Linked DNA regions of Homo sapiens: region 2 is linked to region 1. The links are chromatin loops, found by intact Hi-C in ENCODE. Cell type or tissue: gastrocnemius medialis. All regions are shown on one strand. Each heading gives the region's core, and the rest is flanking DNA. Links, peaks and the distances in the headings are about the cores only.

Region 1 (2,924 bases), core at 286-2,785:
GTTGTTAGGATGTTTCTAAAAATATGATCTAAATGGACAATAGACTCATATATCACAACAAAATGGAATAATGGATAGAAAAATAAATTACCTCTGCTCAATGAAATACCATAAAGAGATGGTAAAAATAACCCAACAGCTTTTAACAATTTGGTTTTAAAGGTACTCCAGAAAATCTACGTTATATTATTATACTTGGAATTCTGGAAATACATCAGTATAAGGCAGAGGTGATACCAGTTAGAATTTATCTATTTAACTGTAGTTTCTTGTCATTCAAGTGTTATTAAGTGGCTAAACCTATGTGCTTAATGGAGTGCTGGGGGCTATCAAAAATACAATAGATGGATATCCCTAAACAATAAACCAGAGATTTTGACAAAATGAGGCTCTAGGTCCACATTCCTTGCTGGTGCAAAGAGAGCCAGATCACTCCATATATTGAACACCTGCAATCTACTAGGCCCTTCTAAATGACCACCTTGTTTCTATAGCCCTGCAGATACAGTTATCCCACATGATCACTAACATAAACTAAAAAAACATACATCTAACCTACTGAGTTGTTTCCAGTAATTGCTAGGTCTCTTGTTGAAATGTTATAGTTTGGGGCAAGAGTATCCATTTTCCTCTATCCTATTTTCATAATTCCACTATGTCTTTATTTATCTTAACCTTCTTCTAAGTTGTTTTAATTCTTTCTTAAAAGAAAGTTCTTACCTAGAAGGCACAGACAAATTAAGACTTGCCTTTTTTTTTTCTTTGAAGGAGAAAGAAAACAAAACAAAACAAACCTCTATCTAAGCCACATAGGAAGAAAGACCCAGTCTATCGAAGTTCAATGGCATTTTTAGCATAATGTCACTGGCATGGAACCAAAGCAATAAAACTAGATTGTGTTTTTCCCCCCGAACTACACCAAATGTTATTAAAATGAAAGCTTCCAGTTTCCTCCAAACTTGTGATCCTGGAACTTACTCAATTTATGCACTACAGTTTAAAAGCTTGCAGCGAAAGTATGTCCTTTTTATTTTTGTCAGGCCATCATTTGATGTGTCACTTATTCAGAGTGGCAGACATGCAGAATTTATCTTCTCCTCCCTACCAGGAAACACCCAGAGAAAACACTGCCTGTGTAATAGCTCTGTTGTTGTGAGGAAGAGAAAAAAAAAAAAAAAGTCAGGCACTTACAGAGACCGTAGAGCTGGGTGTGTTTGTCCCATAGCCAGAGGAAGGGAGAGAAGCCAACGACCAGCGGCGTCCATCAGTCCTATTGAGAAAGTGAGTTTAGCTTAGGCCAACACTGGCGTACTGTCACATGGGAACCCCAGGGAAACTAAGTATTTTTAGTCAAACAAATGACACAAACATAGTCTGTGAGGATGTGGAAATGTTCAGCAAGGGTCAGGGTAAACAAACATTATACAGTAGGTTGACTTTTATTTAAACTGAATCAATACAACCAAACAAGTAGAAAGGGAATGGGTTGATCCATATTATTGATGTCTCACTAATATACTTTGACAAAATGAATACCAGGGATAATTACAATGGTCAGACTCAGCAGATTCAAATGAATAAGAACAGAAAGGCAGGAGGAAAACACTCTCATCTGGAAGCTGATAACCAGAGCAAATGATCTTTGGAAGGGGCTAACTTCCAGCATGGCACAAGGGCCTGTGGGGACTTTCTTTGCATCCGAAACACTTTCTGCTTATTATTTTCAAGGAACAGTTATACTCATCATGCTTAGGGAAGAAGGGATCATTAGGCTCATGGCTGGCTCAGGCCTGAAGTGTCAAATAACTTTAGCATTAAGTAAGTAACTGACCTTATGCTTAGAATCTCTTAAGAGTTACTGCCTTCGGACATGACCTGGCTTGTTACAGCAAAGCCTCCTGCAGAGTCTTTGAGCATGCAGCCCAGCTCTGGCCAGTCAACAGTGGGGGCAGAGTGAAACCTTCTCCACCAGTGATAGAACTTAATGCAAAGAGTAAAGTTGTTTGCCTCAGCCTTAGAGGCAAAGCTGGCAGGAGCCATGAAAAGGGTGGTTTTATCTTCAAGTGATGATAGAATGGGTGGTTTCTCAGTTGGAGTTTGGCTGTGGATAAGGGTCATTACAAGGGTCTCAGATGAGTGAATGCAGCAGTAGAAACAATACTGCTGCAAAGGGAAGGGGACAACAGAAAGCAAATTTTCTGAAATCTCTGGCATTCCAGAGCTATTACTTTAAACGCAAGACTGTGCCTTAAAAGCCACAGAACATTTTGAATGTTCTATGCAAATTTGTCAAGGGGCAAAAAAAAGGAAAAACACACTTTAAAAAAAGCAACATTGCATTTTTAGGTCAATAAGATTGCAGTGTCATATATGGACATTTTGTAATTCGTGTTATTACGTTTGTTATTATGTTAACTTGCCAAGTGACAAGAGTGGACAAAATTTACCAGGGATACATTCACAATAAATTGAAGTTAGGGAATTCAACAACATTAGGCTTGAATTTGAGAAACGTCACAGTTAGATGTTAACGTAAAAAACTGACATTTTAGCCTAAATTTATATTCGTAGGAAAATAAAATTATAGGCTGCCATGGGTGTAACCTCCAATAAATGCAAATGGTCCACAAAGACAAGACGGAAAAATTCAAGTGGACAAATCACAGAACTACTACAATGTTAAGATTTTAGTAAAATTTACCTGTCATTTCTGTACCATGATTGGAGTACAAATGAATCAAGTATGTTAAAAAAAAGAAGCAAAGTAAGATGTATGTAAATATACCAGATAAAAGAAATTGAGATAAATTATATGTTCTTTTGAAATACTTTTAAACAACTGAAAATGTTAATGATTTAAGAAGAAAGTAATTGTAATAACATGCTTACAAAGATACTTGATTATTAAATGGACACTGGTTGAT
Region 2 (2,924 bases), core at 158-2,657, 100 kb after region 1:
TACAGCAGTATTTCTCCACACATGGTTTCTGTCTTATCATCATTGAATCATCTGGAGTGCTTGTTAGAAATGCAGATTTGGTGGGGTGGGGGGGGGGGTCTTCTGCACACCCATTGATTCTATAATTCTGGAAGTACAGCCCAGAAATCTGCATTCTACTAAAATGTCCAGGTGATTCTTAAAGTTTGAGAGGTACTCCACAAAAATATCAAAACCTCTTTTAATGGAATATTTTATGCTATAATCCCTTGTTATTTCTCCTGCCTCATCCCTTAACAAGTGCCCTCTGTTGTTTATGTGCCTGTCAGAAATACTGGATTACTTTAAGCTCCTCAGACACAGTAAGCTCTGCCACACCTCACTGCCTTTGCACATCCTGTTCCTCTTCCTAGAATTTCCAGCTCCTCTGCTTGGAAACCTGCACATCTTTCAAGCATGAGCTGTAAGGTCACCTCTCCAGCAAAGTGGTCCTGACCTTTTCCTGCAGACATAAATGGTTTTTCTCCTGGCTCCCCAATGAATTTTATTCATATGCATGCCTCTTTTTTACCAGTCATTCCACTGCAGCACAATTATGTGTTTACAGGTCTAATGCCCTACTATGCTTAAAGCTCTCCAAGTACAAGGACCGTTTCTATTCATCTGTGTATGTCTCAAAGTACACACCAGACACTCAGCGGAATGAATGGTTGCACACACATTTTTCTAAGGTTAACTAAAAACAAAAACAGTTATTTTTCTATTTTTCCAACTTCTACAGATAAGCCCTGAGGGATGCTTCCAAAATCAGGTTGCCTTTGTCAATTGGCTGGATGATTTTTCTTTTAAAGCACTGTCATTATTGACAATCTTCGTAATGAGTAATAAAATGATCAATAAAAAGTCCATGATATTCAGGCATATTTAAAAGGTTTATTAATAAATGAACCAAACGCCACTATTGGGTTTTTACTTTCCTTCCCAATAAGTATGGCTGAAGTAAAGTGTAGTTTGTCTTCTCTAAAAAGATGAATAAAAACATGAACTTGAGCAGGGTGACCTTTTTCCAAGGTAGTAACTCAATCCTGCTGGAAACATGATCAACACACACAGCCATAGCAGAGAAAAGATGAGAATCAAGAGTGCTACATCAACAGTGCTCAAGGTTTGCAATCTGCTGGCCACCACCTCACAGTCTGGGGCTCCTGGCTCACAAATGTCAGCTTACCCAGTGAAACCTTCCGTCGCACTTAGGAGGAGTTACAAAGTTGAACAGACTTCAGATCAGCTCATCTGAGTAATGTTTCACAATCAGTTCCCTCTGTTCATCTCCTCTCCTAGCACATTTCTTCCTCTTTCACAACTGCCCGTTCCTACATCTTGTTCTTGCCTGTATTGCACAGACAATCAATCTCACCTAAGGCTTTAGATGAGATTGATAAGTAAGAATTAACGTTTAGTTGATAACTTAGAAGATGTGACCATCTAGCTGGCTTTACAGTTTAAAGGGGACTGAAACTTTAAGATGAAAGTGCAAGGTATAGGTGATGGGGAAAGTCTGCCCATGACTTCGGAAGTCTGAGTTTAGTAGATGATGCTACCCATCAGAATTTAGAGACAGGCTTCCCAAGGAGTGGTAGCTATCACTCCATCTCCCTAATTCTTTTCATTAGAGAAAACCGGAAGTGAAGATGCGAAACACTGAAAAGGACATCAGTTCTTGATATAGACACTATCTCTTTTATTTTCCTCATAGTTATCAAGAGTAGATGACTTATTTACTAATTATGCAGACACCAAAAATGATCATTATGAAGATTATATAGCAGCATGGTAATGCATTACATGAAAAAACAACAGAAAAAAGTGCACCTGTATTACGATTGCAATCATAAAATCACGCATGCATACAGAAAAAGATTTGCAGGCATCATGGAAAACTGAAAACAGTTCATCCTACATGAGTTATTTATTTCTGCTATCATTGTTTTAATATATATTAAATCACATTATATAACTTGAGAGTGATTTACAAGTCTTTAGTAACTTGCTCCATGACTGTATCTGTCTGCCTTGCTGCCAACTCATCTTCCCTGAAGGAACTGCAGCTACCTTCAAATAACACTGCTTGATGCAAAACACACAGAAAAAAGCAGGAAGGCCCAGGCTGTCTCTGGTGAGGGCTCATGGAGGCACATCCTTCAATCGTTCAAAAATCCTAAACCATAAACTGCCTGGGGCTAAAAGATAAACATAACCACATTTAACATCTAGAGTGGCATCAGATACTGCCAGAGTCCTTTCTCTCCCCTTTCAAAATAATCATTTTTCTATTTATCCTTTGTATCTAGTGCTATAGCTTCAGAAACATTACTGCAAAAATCATGGCTCGGAAAGATCCATCCAGTGATTTTGTCCCAGAAACAGGATTGGATATACTTCAGTGAGCTGCCAGGTATCTGTAAAGCACCTAAAACTTGAGGTATTGTCTGTTACTTTCAGCTTTACTGGGGAGTGAAGTTCTTTCAGCTTTATTGTGGAGTGAAGCCTGCTGCACATAATGGAGAACACTGGCCCAGTCACTCAAATCACAAAGGCTATTTCGTATGTGCTTCAAAGATATAAGACAGGTAATATTCTGGGTGAGTCTAACACTCATCTATCAACATGGGACCCAGGGGTTATGCCCATCATATAACATGTAAGTATCCAAACAAGGGCAATTTTCGAGGAGAAAGGAAAAAGAACTCTTGGTTCTTTTTTGGCATTTCGTAAATATGAGCCATACCAAAACTACTGAATTTTTTTCAACTTGCTACTCTCCAAGGGAAGCAAATGAAAGAACAAGTGGGAAACAGTGAACAAATGAATAGACCAGAATATGCAAACCAGCCAGCCAGTTTTTCTAATGGCAAAGTATCAGCAGACTGTTTCATGCCTGTAGT

The links. Peaks named below come from ENCODE experiments on the same cell type or tissue, not always from the same donor. Only the 100,000 strongest peaks of a DNase experiment are listed, where the experiment ranks them.
Region 2: a loop joins it to region 1, with 8 times the contacts of the local background. A loop is called at or near these places in 47 of 110 quality-filtered maps.

What each region holds. Positions count from the first base shown.
Region 1 is chr5:67,093,943-67,096,866 of GRCh38, reverse strand. It overlaps MAST4 (microtubule associated serine/threonine kinase family member 4), which reads right to left. Exons shown (of 29, transcript NM_001164664.2): 7 at 1,192-1,270. Among named protein-coding and RNA genes, the nearest start is that of MAST4-AS1, 91 kb to the right of the region's middle. In gastrocnemius medialis, for the core only: no CTCF peak of the experiment used is centred there; DNase peaks (open chromatin) are centred at 1,266 and 1,826; H3K4me3 peaks cover 676 bases; H3K27ac peaks cover 2,500 bases.
Region 2 is chr5:66,991,095-66,994,018 of GRCh38, reverse strand. All of the region lies in intron 4 of MAST4 (microtubule associated serine/threonine kinase family member 4), which reads right to left. Among named protein-coding and RNA genes, the nearest start is that of MAST4-AS1, 12 kb to the left of the region's middle. In gastrocnemius medialis, for the core only: no CTCF peak of the experiment used is centred there; a DNase peak (open chromatin) is centred at 1,178; H3K27ac peaks cover 972 bases.